3 separate regions of the Homo sapiens genome follow, and all the other regions are linked to region 3. Evidence: chromatin contacts called from ENCODE Hi-C or POLR2A ChIA-PET data. All regions are on one chromosome and are shown on one strand. The core of a region is the stretch at or near the end of the contact, and the rest is flanking DNA. Distances in the headings are between cores, read along the strand shown. Region 1 overlaps LRRC20 (leucine rich repeat containing 20). Region 2 overlaps PALD1 (phosphatase domain containing paladin 1). Region 3 holds the start of EIF4EBP2 (eukaryotic translation initiation factor 4E binding protein 2).

What was found. A loop is a pair of places that touch in the nucleus more often than their neighbours do. ChIA-PET counts read pairs that join two places held with the same protein, here RNA polymerase II (POLR2A). Pooled maps may share reads with other maps.
Region 1: a pooled map shows a loop between it and region 3 (2.2-fold over the local background). The contact joins the enhancer-like site here to the promoter of EIF4EBP2 in region 3. A Hi-C loop is called at or near these places in 3 of 50 pooled maps. POLR2A ChIA-PET finds 5 or more read pairs at or near these places in 6 of 52 experiments (A673, H1, HepG2 and 3 more).
Region 2: a loop to region 3 is called in a pooled map, with 2.7 times the contacts of the local background. The contact joins the enhancer-like site here to the promoter of EIF4EBP2 in region 3. A Hi-C loop is called at or near these places in 1 of 168 maps with a recorded cell type or tissue (heart right ventricle) and 3 of 50 pooled maps. POLR2A ChIA-PET finds 5 or more read pairs at or near these places in 4 of 52 experiments (HEK293, Panc1, WTC11 and 1 more).

What each region holds. Positions count from the first base shown.
Region 1 is chr10:70,323,120-70,327,100 of GRCh38, forward strand. LRRC20 (leucine rich repeat containing 20) reads right to left here. Exons shown (of 5, transcript NM_001278212.2): 4 at 744-911. Among named protein-coding and RNA genes, the nearest start is that of NPFFR1, 41 kb to the left of the region's middle. RefSeq lists a silencer at 1,310-1,409. Within about 2 kb of position 1,517, at least 9 of the 41 ENCODE cell types and tissues checked have a DNase peak (open chromatin) inside an H3K27ac peak, as active enhancers do; they include OCI-LY7, where a contact is called at or near this core.
Region 2 is chr10:70,512,676-70,516,466 of GRCh38, forward strand. The region is part of intron 1 of PALD1 (phosphatase domain containing paladin 1); the gene reads left to right. Among named protein-coding and RNA genes, the nearest start is that of PALD1, 36 kb to the left of the region's middle. RefSeq lists enhancers at 766-1,301, 1,170-1,219, 1,302-1,836. Within about 2 kb of position 1,281, at least 4 of the 41 ENCODE cell types and tissues checked have a DNase peak (open chromatin) inside an H3K27ac peak, as active enhancers do.
Region 3 is chr10:70,401,891-70,405,582 of GRCh38, forward strand. It overlaps EIF4EBP2 (eukaryotic translation initiation factor 4E binding protein 2), which reads left to right and starts at 2,255. Exons shown (of 3, transcript NM_004096.5): 1 at 2,255-2,656. The coding sequence starts at 2,512. RefSeq lists silencers at 2,127-2,316, 2,347-2,556.

The DNA.
Region 1 (3,981 bases), core at 267-2,766, 80 kb before region 3:
CTGGGGCTGAGCCACTGAAGGAGGGTGCTGCGGAGGGGAGGGCACACAGAGACCCCACCCAGTGCCCAGGTTGTCTGGGCAGGTTAGACCACTAGCTGGAGTTGAGGCTCGGCTCTCTGAGGTCCTGATGAGACAGGAGACACATAATCGCTGCAAGAGGAAGGAGAGACCGCTTCCTGACCTCAGCAGAACCCAACCTCCTGGGGTTTGCTGTTTGCAGAAGGCACCTATCAGACCCCTGGTTCCCTGGTGGTGAGGGCCCTGGCAGGCTGGGCTGACAGGGAGCAGCGTGTTTGTTCTGGAAGGCATAGAGAGGCTGTGCTGAACATGGCTGTCTAGTGGGCCCTGCTCACTCCTGTGAAGAGGTCTCTGTGAAGCCAGGGGACTCAGGGAGGAAAAAGTACACAGAGGGCCAGAGCCGAAGGGTCTGAGACCGCCTAGGCTGGTAGGTGAGAACTGGAGAGGGAGAGCTTGTGGCCTACAGTGGCCTGGCTAGTTCAGAGCTGCACTGTGGTGAAAGCCAAGGCCGTCTACCTGCCAGGGAAAGCAAGTGTCCCACCCAGCACCCGGTAGGCAACAGGGCCTCAAAATGTCTACCTTCCCAGGCCCCATGTCCTTTGCTCAGGCATCTCAGACAGAAAGCCCAAGCTTCTCCTCCCACCTGTGAAGGTCGACTCCAGAGTCCTGTGGCCCATGAGCGCCTCGTGCAGCAGCCCAGGGCCAGGTGGGCCAGGCCCACTCACCTACGATCTCGTTCTCCTCCAGGTTGATGGTCTCCAGCGCCGGCAGGGCGGTAAGCTGCTCAGGGAAGTCCTGGAACTGGTTCCGGGACAGGTCAATGGCCTTGAGGTGCTGCAGGGCACTGACCTCGCTGGGGAGGCGGTGTAGGAAGTTCCCCTCCAGGTGGAGCTCTGCCACGTGCAGGGAAGGAGAGAGAACAGGATGAGGAGGGGGCCACCCCGAGACCACAGTGACTGCCCGCTGTGGCTCTCACCCTGCCTGGGCCAGGAAGGCACAGAGGAAGCCCTAGGCCACAGAGGGAGCCCCGCACAGGGCTGATTCCATGTTTATTTGTGCTAGAGGAGGGGTCACCCTCCTACCGCTGCCCGGGGCCTGCCACCTGTCACTCCAGCTGAGGCTGCCTGCTGCTGACTTTGGAATGGAAGGCTCTCCCAGCAGAAGCCTGGGCCTCAGCGAGGGGTCAGGAGGTGCTGGCTCCTCCCTCAGACAAAGCCTCAACTCCGGGCCCTGACGGGGCAGGTCAGGATGGGCGGCCTCTCCCCCTCGGGGCTCCCCACACTCCATTTAGGGGACACCACTCTCCATGGCCCTCCCTGCTCAAGGAGCCACCAGGGGCAGCCACATTCTTTCAGTGTCATGTGCCCCTTCTCCCCTGGCCAACCACAGCTGACCCAATGTGGGTGGGTTCCTGCTCCGAGAGCAGCTGCTCTGAAAGCTGGCCAGCGACCTGTGCAGGGACCTGTGTGGGAAGGCAGCTGGGCCGGGGGAGTCCCTCTGCTGGGAACCCGGCTGAGGCAGTACCAAGAGATGGGGCCAGATATAGTGTGGGCTGAAGCTGAATCTAGTGAGAGAAGCCGGGCGCCCACAGGGCCCTGTGCAGGGAGGAGAGCTGGGGGGCAGGAAGCAAGGGCAGCAGGTGGTGGAGGAGCACAGCCCAGGGCTGATGGGAGGAGGAACTGGAGTCCCCATGCTTGGGTACACACCAGCCGTGCCCCTACTTTCACTGTTCTTCCTTAGGACGTTATTTAATCCCCGCAGAAAGGACATCGTCTCACCTGTAGCAAGGAGCTAACATCATAATGCCTGTCTCTAGGGCTGTGAGAGGATTAAGTCTGTGAACACAGGTGAAGCAGCATGACAGGGAGAGGTAGAGGTGAGGCCCCAGGGGCTGTCCAGTCCCCATCCAGGTGTGGCCTTACAGTGAGTCTCTCCCCACCCTGTCTGACCCGAGGGAAACTGAGGCCCAGAAATGCTGAGTAACCTGAAGAATGTCCCCCAGTTCTTCTCCCAGGGCTGGCTTTGTGGGCATGGGGCCAGTGTATTCACATGAGGTCTCATGATCAGAAGGGCCCCGCACTTGGGGTGGAATGCCTTGTATGGCCATCTTGAAAGTCTTAATAATTTTATCCTTGAATCTGAGTTTTGTCAGTGGAGCTGGGTCATGGAGTCTGAGCTCACACATGATCCGATCTCCTACTGCCTTCCCAGGATAGCGGCCTGCTCTCCCGCCTGGCCTCCCCCTCCCATCCCTGTTCTGCAATGATACTGCACCCTCCACCTCGGCAGGGAGGGTCAGAATCAGGCTTGTGTTCCATGTGTCTCAGGGTGGAGCACGCAGGCAACAGCTCTCCCTCACCCTCACCCAGGGCCACTGGGGCTTAGCAGGAGTGAGCCTCTTACCCACCCCTGAGCTAGGCACTGAGCAGGTCCTGACGAACAGGTTTAAAGAGCCTTGGAGTTGCCTGCCTGCCAAGGCTGAGGGTGGTGGACTCTTAGGCAGGGAAGACCTGGCTCAGCTTCCTCAGATCACCCCAGGCCAGGGTGGAAGGCAGTCAGTCCAGCATCTGGTAAGGGCAGAAACCTAGCAGCTGTCAGGCCTGAGGGTGGTTGCGTGGGTGCCCTGCACTGTGGACGGGGCCCCCGGGCCCTCTGAGTCTGTCCTTCCTCCCTTCTGCCTTCCAACCTTTCTGAGTCTGGTTTGAGTTTGTCCTTCTGGCCTACTCCAGGCACCTCCCGAGAAAATAAGCCACAAAATATGAATTTCATGATTCTACACATGATTTTAATGCTCTCATAATTGCACTTAAAACTGGCATTCCACAACATAAAGATAAATGGTAAAATTCATGCTCAATTTTGATCTTTCCTTACTTAGAACAACATGAAATAGTAAATGAAAGGCACCATGACATGCTGAGAGAGGCTGTAAAAGAAAGGGAAAATCTTCCTATGTAACTTTTAGAAAAATGACCCCTAATTTCTGGAGTCATTTCTCTCTGTGCCCCACCAATTTTGCAGCTGGCCCTGCCCCTCCCTCAGTGCTCCATGCCTGCTCTTCCACAGCCCCACAATGCAGCTGCTCTGAGGTCCCCACAGCCCCTCCCAGGTATCCCTACAGTGAAAACTGACCCCTGCCCCCTTCCCAGCGCCTCTGTGTACACACACACACACACACACACACACACACACACACGCACGCGCCTGGGTACCAGCCCCACTGCAAATGCCCTGCTCCAGCACACTGGGGTTCTTGGGAGGAACTACATCTGATTCATCTTTGTCCCTACATCCAGCCTCTTGCAGGCACCTTGTGTCACTCAGAAAATATGTGATAAATAATGACTCTTCTCCCCTCAGGAGGCAGACAGTGCAGGGGGCCTGGACTGCCTTCCATTTTTCCATCTTCAGGGACGTCGGAACCCAAGGTTCCATCAACAGGTCCAGTGCTCGCTTCACGCAAACCCAGGCTTCCCCTGGCAGCCAGGTTCTTGAATAGCCACACCTTAAACCACAGAACGCTGCTATCCAGATCACCATTATAAGCCTCTGTCACCCAGGCTGGAGTGCAGTGGTGTGATCTCGGCTCACTGCAAGCTCCGCCTCCTGGGTTCACGCCATTCTCCTGTCTCAGCCTCCCAAGTAGCTGGGACTACAGGCACCCGCCACCACGCCTGGCTAATTTTTTTGTTGTTGTATTTTTAGTAGAGACGGGGTTTCACCATGTTAGCCAGGATGGTCTCGATCTCCTGACCTCATGATCCGCCCGCCTCAGCCTCCCAAAGTGCTGGGATTACAGGCGTGAGCCACCGCGCCCGGCAGACATGTTCAGAATTTTTTTAAATGGGCTTTTATCAAACCAACTCAGGCATGAGTCTAATTGTATTCCCACAGTGGCTGAGAAAAATAAGAAGCATCTACCCCTGGAGACATTTCCAAGAGCCTGTTGGGAGCTTGCCCCTG
Region 2 (3,791 bases), core at 31-2,530, 110 kb after region 3:
GTTCTGGGACACAAGTGAACACGGTAAGCAGTGGAAGGCCCACCCCAGGACAGGGTTAGACTGGGAGCACTGTCTCCTTGTAGCCCACAAGAGGCCAGGGCAGGGCCCAAGTACAGTGTGGAAGTCCAGCCTGGTGGACTGCAGGGATCCCTGCCCAAGCCCACCCCCTGCTCACCTCCTCCAGTGGCACCTTGTTGTTGCACATTTTTTAATTCATCAAGAGAAGCCGGAGATCTAGATTTTTATTTGAAATTCATTGATTTCAAACTACGGGTGGCTAATTAGAGTGGAAAATACAAAACTATGATGATCATACAGATTGCTCCTGAGACCGACCCCTTTTTGCCTGTGGGCCACAAGCCGTCTCCCTCCAGTGAGGATGAATCCTCTGGGTCCTCAAGGGCAGAACCAGGAGGAATCCATGGAGCACTTCTCATAAGACAGCTTAACACTTTTTTCAGTTTTACTTTTGAAATTTTTTAACCCCCATTTTTTTATTTGGAAAAATTTTAAACCTACAGACAAATTGAAAGAGTTCGCCGGGTGCGGTGGCTTATGCCTGTAATCTCACCACTTTGGGAGGCCGAGGTGGGTGCATCATTTGAGGTTAGGAGTTCGAGACCAGCCTGGCCAACATGGTGAAACCCCATCTCTGCAAAAAAAATAAATAAATAAATAATTAAAAAATTAGCCAGGAGTGGTGGCACATGCCTGTAGTCCCAGCTACTTGGGAGGCTGAGGCAGGAATTGCTTGAATCCGGGAGGCGGAGGTTGCAGTGAGCCGAGATTGCACCACTGCCCTCCAGCCTGGGCGACACAGTGAGAATCCATCTCAAAAGATCAAAAAAAAGGAAGAGTGCAGTAAGTAAACTCCTGTCTGCCAACACCAGGTAAGATTTGTTCCATTTACTTCTCTCTCTAAATCATGAACGTCAGACATCAAGAGGCATTACCCCCAAACGCTTCAGCCTGTATTTCCTAAGAACAAGGGCATTCTCCTTTTAGCCACAATCTGAGGATGTTAACTTATTTATCCAGCATATACTCCATCCTCAAATTTTCCCAGTTGTCCTCAAAATGCTCATTACAGCCTTTCCCTGCTCCCCAATCTGAGATCCCATAGACAGAGCGGCAGAGCAGACCCACTTGGAGGCAGGCAACTAGGGGTGCTGGAAAAGGTCCTGAATTCCAGGAACCTGCAGGCCCGTGATGGCTGGCCCACACCCGGTGACCCAGGGACCGCTGCTGGCTGCGGGGCAGGCTTTGTCATCCCGAGAACCCGCCTGCCAGGTGAGCTGAGAGGGAGGCTTCCCCCTGCTCTCTGAGGGCGGGCAGGGACTTCCCCATCCCTCCACAGCTTCTCTCCACTCAGTGGGCCGACCTGATTTGCATTCCCACACTCTGCTGGCCCTGGGTGCTGGCCTCCATGTGCCACAGTGCCTCTGCGGGCCGTCCGGTCATTCTGTCCACCTTTGCCCACTTCCTGCTGCATGCCCACCTTGACTTGTCATCTCAGTGTGTGGCAGCCATGAGGCCTCCTTCCTGCCAGGACTTGGCGCTTGCTTCAAAGGCTCCCCAGGGATTGCAGGCTGAAGGCTGGAAGTCAGGGCTGCCCCCCGCAGTGGCAGCCCCGCCTGCAGAGCAAAGGACTGCATTTCCACACGTCCTCTAATTTCTGTTTTTAACTTTTAAACTATTTTTTTTCTAGTTTAGAAAAATATAAAAACACTTGAGAAACACATAATTTAGCAGGTGAAGGGTTCCTGTGATCCCAGCCCCCAGACAGCTTTATTTTAACATTTAGATTGGACTCTTCCTAGTTTTAAAGAGAAAGAGGCTGAGGGGCAGAGGTCATGAAGGATGGGTCTGTGGGACCCCCAAGAGATGAAGGAGTCGGGGCCAGGAGCCTCTGCCTCCATGAAGCCTGTCACCTGGGAGGTTCATGTCTTTGACTTTGCTCAGCCGTCACCTCTTCTGTAAACTGGGGATCCTAATTCTCGGCTCTCTTGAGGGCTGTAGCAAAGACACAAAAATCCTACCAGACTGTACAAGTGGAATTATTGTCAGGGGAACACGCGCTGCAGTGGGCAGAGTGCGCCTGGGCAGAGGGCCAGGGTTAAGGACACGGGGCCGGAGGAGCATGGGGTGCTTTGAGGTGGGTGGGGTGAGGGTTCTCTGGGTGAAGAGTTGTGACCTTTGCCCAACTTGGAAACTTATACAAATAACTAAACTTAAAAAGAAAATGTTCCTAGGGTAATCATGTTCATTGTAAGATGTTTAGAAGCGATGGATGAGCAAAACAGAAGAAAATAAATATCACCCTGCAGCTCACTACTCAGGAATAAGTACCATTGCTGTTGAAGTAGATGGCCCCCAGTCTTTGGTGCCTACTTGTTGAGAACCAGCCTTGGCCCATCATCAGTAACCAGACAGGGTGGGGAGGTAAAGTGATGGAGAGACTCTGCCCTGCCCTCTTGGATCAGATTCAAAAGGGAAGGAGATAGGTCAGTCAGGTGCTAGTGGCCCAAAGCTGGTGGGGGCAGAGGGTTGGAGAGAACTGGGCTGACTCAGGCTGGGCACCTGTTCTTCCAGGGGTGGAGGACTTGTGCGAGGGCCCAGAACAGAGCTGGGGCCTCCTGGTTCTTGAGGAAGGCCAAGAGCAGATGGGAACCTATCCCGAATGGCTTACCAGACAAAGCAGAATGAGGAGAGTGATGTGATGATCGTGGTTGTTAAGGAGGGTGGCTGCTGTGGCCCAGCCCAGCCTGGCTCTGCCCTGCTGGCTGCCTTGGTTGAGAGCCAGGGACTGCTGGCCATTCACAGATGGCGCCTGGGCGAGGCCCCTGGTTCTAGTCCTGGTCCTGAAGGTTCACGTCTGTGGCAGCTGGCAGTTGCTGGGAGTTCAGTGCAGGGTCAGCCATGGTGTGGGGGGATGAGGTCAGGGCAGATGAGGAGTTGGAGCCCTCGCTGTGCTGTGTGTCGGGCCATCCAGGTGTTGCTCTGCACACATTCACTGATTTCATCTTTATACGGTCCAGCAGGGGAGGTACCGGTGGTCCTCAGTTTACAGTTGGGGAAACAGTTTGGGGAAATCAAGCCATGAACCCAAGATAATGTGACTAATGCATGATAGAAGTGGGGTTCAGCTGGTGTCCTGCCCAGAGCCCACGATTCACAGAGCCTAAGCCCTGTGTCCCCAGCCAGGGGTCAGGATGTGAAGAGTTGCCACTCCTGCAAGCCCTCGCTTTTCTTTTTGTTCAATGGGAATGAAAACACCAACTTTCTGGGGCTTTTGCATGCCTCTAACAGATATTTATTAAACTCTTACCTGCCACAGGCACTGGGCTCAGCCCTGAGTACCCTGAGCTGAGCAAGAGGTGTCCTCAGGGTCACAGAGGACTTAAGACTCAGAGCAGTGCCACCCAGTAGAAATCTCACAGGAGCCACGTGTGGCACTTTATTTTTATTTTTTTGAGATGGAGTCTCGTTCTGTTGCCCAGGCTGGAGTGCAGTGGTGCGATCTCAGCTCATTGCAACCTCTGCCTTCTGGGTTCCAGCGATCCTCCTGCCTCAGCCTCCCGAATAGCTGGGACTACAGGCGTGCAACCACCACGCCTGGCTAATTTTTGTATTTTTATAAAAAAGGCACAGTTTTTCCATGTTGGTCAGGCTGGTCTTGAATTCCTGACCTCAAGTGATCCGCCCACCTCAGCCTCTTACAGGTGTGAGCTATCGCTCCCAGCCTTGTGTGGCACTTTAAACAGCTGCCTTCAAATACAGATGAATGAGTG
Region 3 (3,692 bases), core at 1,005-3,504:
CGACCGCGTCCGGCTAACTTTTTTTTTTTTTTTGTATTTTTGTAGAGATGGGGTTTCACCATGTTGGCTAGGCTGGTCTCGAACTCCTGACCTCAGGTGATCTGCCTACCTCGGCCTCCCAAAGTGCTGGGATTACAGGCGTGTGCCACTGCGCCCAGCTTAACTTTTTTGTGCCATCTTTACCCTTTGCTCTGGCCAGAAGGGACCCACCTCACTGTCCCCAGAACACCCCCAAAATTTGTAAATAAAGACAGTTCAAAGAGTGATGCACTTTATTTTTTAATTAATTAACTAACTTTTTTAGAGACAGGGTCTTTTTAGGCTGGAGTGCAGTGGCACAATCGTAGCTCACTATAGCCTTGAACTCCTGGGCTAAAGAGATCCTCCTGCCTTAGCCTCCTGAGTAGGTTGGGACTATAGGTGCACACCACCATGTCTGGATAATTTTTTATTTATTTTTATTTTTGTAGAAATGTGAGAGGAGGGTCTCGCTTTTTTATCCAGGCTGGTCTTGAACTCCTGGCTTCATGCCATCCTCTTACCTGAGCTTCCCAAATTGCTGAGATTATAGGTGTGAGTTACTGTGCCCCTACTGGACTGATGCACTTTATCAACCACACACTGTAAGCTCTACACAAATGTAAACTAGTATCTTCCCCTTTCCTTCCACTAGAAGTGTCTCTGTTGGCATGTCCAAAGTCTCAGAGTCTTTCAAGGTTAAACTCAGCCCTCTGCAACTCTGGCAGCTTCCAGATGGCAGGACAGGCAGGGGACTTTTTTTTCTGGATTCTTGGGGCACTCACCACAAAATCAGTACCATGTAATGCCCTGGCCTGCCCTGGGCTGTTGTAAGTTCTTTTGTCTATGTTCTTGCCAAGCACCTGTTTGACCCTCTGAGCAGTGAAGCAATAGCTGTTTTCCCCTCAACCTCTCTTACCCTTATTTCTCTCATTTGCAAAATGGGAATGATGGTAGCTATGTTGGCCTTACCCATGAGTGTCTTCCCAGTCCCACCTTGGGCATGTTGTGGGCAGAAGTAGTGCTGCCCTAGTGCAGCGGTTCTCAAAGTGTGATCTGGAGAGCCCCTCGGGGATCTGAGACAACCTTCTTTTCTAACTACATACCTGTGTGAGGCTGGGTTTTCTTCATATAGTTGAATCAACACATTACAACAGCTTGAACACAGAAACAGATATGAGAATACAGCTGTTTTCTATTAAGCCAGATATTAAAGCGTTTGCAAAAATATAAAATAATGCCACTGTTCTCACTATTTGTTTTAGATAATTAAAAAATATAATGTCAACATGTAATAGGTTATTATTTTATGAATTAATAAACATTTAAAACATTCTCAGTTTTAATTTGTTTTTTGTTGTTGTTGTTGTTGTTGTTTTTTAGAGACAGGGCCTCACTCTGTTGCCCAGGCCGGAATGCAGTGGCTATTCACAGGTACAATCCCACTAGTGATCAGCAGCGGCTCAGTTTTAATTTCTAATACAATAATTATCAATACATATAATCCACACAAACAAAAGCTCTTGGAAATCCTCAATAATTTTCAAGAATGTAGAGGTACTGAGACCCAAAGTTTGAGAACCCCTCGAGGAAAGAATAGAGTTCCAGATCTAGATTTTTCAGGTACCTCATGGTCTAAGCCCTCTCCTGTGCCTCATTTTAACTCTAATACAATAATACTCATTCTTGTTGCCATGAGTGGCTCTTGGTTTCTTCCTTTTCCTAATGTTTAGATCTTGCTTTATGTGTGTATATAGTGATGGTCTTTGGAAGGATACACAATTAACTGGTACAGCGGTTGAGGGGAGTTCGGAAACTGGGAGAAAGTGGCACCATAAACCTTTCTGCTCTGTTTGATTTTTAAAATACAGTACATCGTGCATGTAGTGCCTGAATTAATAATGAACAATTAAAAGTAAAATTACATTTTTAATGCATAGGAATGCATGAGAAACTCAAGTCTGCTCAAGTAAAGTGGTGTTAACCGACAATGACAAACAATAAGAAGAAAGTTTTCCTTGTCCGCCTTCACCAGGCTCACAAACACTTAGCTCGCGCTCCCTCTGGCTCTTCTCCCGCTCGCTGGGGTTAAGCCACTCTCTTCCTCAGCCCTGCCCCTCGTCCCCGCCCCCTTCAACAACTTCAGCCACGCCCCTCACTGCCTCGCCCCGCCCCGCGGCGACGTCACCTCCGGCCGACCAGCTTCCCCAACTCCCTCTGGCTCCCGCCTTCGCCCGCTTCCGGTCGTCGTCGTCGCCGCTGCTGCCGCTGCTGTTGCTCCTGAGGCTGCTGGCTGAGGCCGGAGGATCGAGCGGCGGCGGCGGCGGCGGCTGAGAGGGCGGCGGCGGGAGCGGAGCGGGACGAGGGAACGGGAGGAAGCGAGCGAGGAGCGCGCAGAGCGCGCTTTTCCGTCCGCCTGAGGAGCCGAAGCAGCCCCGGCCCCGCCGCCGCCGCCTGCCCGCCGGACAAAGCCGAGAGCCCGCGCCCACAGCCATGTCCTCGTCAGCCGGCAGCGGCCACCAGCCCAGCCAGAGCCGCGCCATCCCCACCCGCACCGTGGCCATCAGCGACGCCGCGCAGCTACCTCATGACTATTGCACCACGCCCGGGGGGACGCTCTTCTCCACCACACCGGGAGGTGAGCGCCGGCCAGCCGTCCGCCGCGCCCGGTGTCCCGCCGCGGTCCTCTAACTCCTCGGCGCCTCGGTGCCCGGCCGCTTCGCCCCCGCCCCCAGCTCCACCGAAGCCCCGGGGACGCTGCCCTTGGGCCCGCCCGAGCGTTCGGGACCCTTTACTTCGTGTTCGCTCTTGCCCGCAGCTCGAGTCGGCGCGCGCCCCACTCGGGAATGTGGCTGTCCTGTCGCGAAAAAGAGCTCTTGTTTCCGCTTCGTGGCAGGCTTACGCATTCGACCCAGTTCTCTCTCTCCTCTCTGCCTCCTTCCCGGGCGGATTTGGCTCCACTTGGCCTTGCATTACAGTCTGCATTGCCTGTCGTAGATTGTGCAAATTAATGCTTGATTTTGGAGCTGGCTCCGGGGCTTTTTAAAAAAGAACTTTGGGAGAGGAATTCGGCCCTGGCATCCTGCGATGGCTTGTTTTTGCTGCTTTTAGAACACCGGGAGGAGGCTGGAATGCGGAGTCTGGAAGCCTCGCCCAGCGTTATCCCGCTTTGACAGCATTGTTTACTTTGCTGGACGAGGCCCCACGGGTGAGGGGAGTCCCCAGGCCGGGAGGAGAGCGTGATAAAATAAAGCTCAAGTAATAGCCAAGGGAAAGTAGGTGGGGGTGGTAGGGTGCTGACAGCCTTAAGGTAGGGTGTCTTTCGGCAGCGACGCCTTTGGAAATGGATTGAAGGACCTTTGTCAAGGACACCCCAGTTGGGTGGGGTGGTTGCTTGATCCTGTGGAAGGGGCTAGAGAGAGGCAATCCAGAGAGAGGGTGGTTCCCTGGCATTGCTTTTCAAAGCATGACCAGGAACTGTTTACAAATAAGTAATACTGGGGTAGAGGTGAAGCTTGGTCACGGGAAGAGAGCTCAAAGGTTGTCTGTGCCCTAACTGGGCTGTCCTCCAGAGGGAGGAGCCTGGAAAGCGATTTTGAGGAGCCTTATTGAAGGGAACGGGGCCTCCTTTTTAACTTCAGAACTTTGTCTTCTTTTGGTGCTGGGGTGGCCTC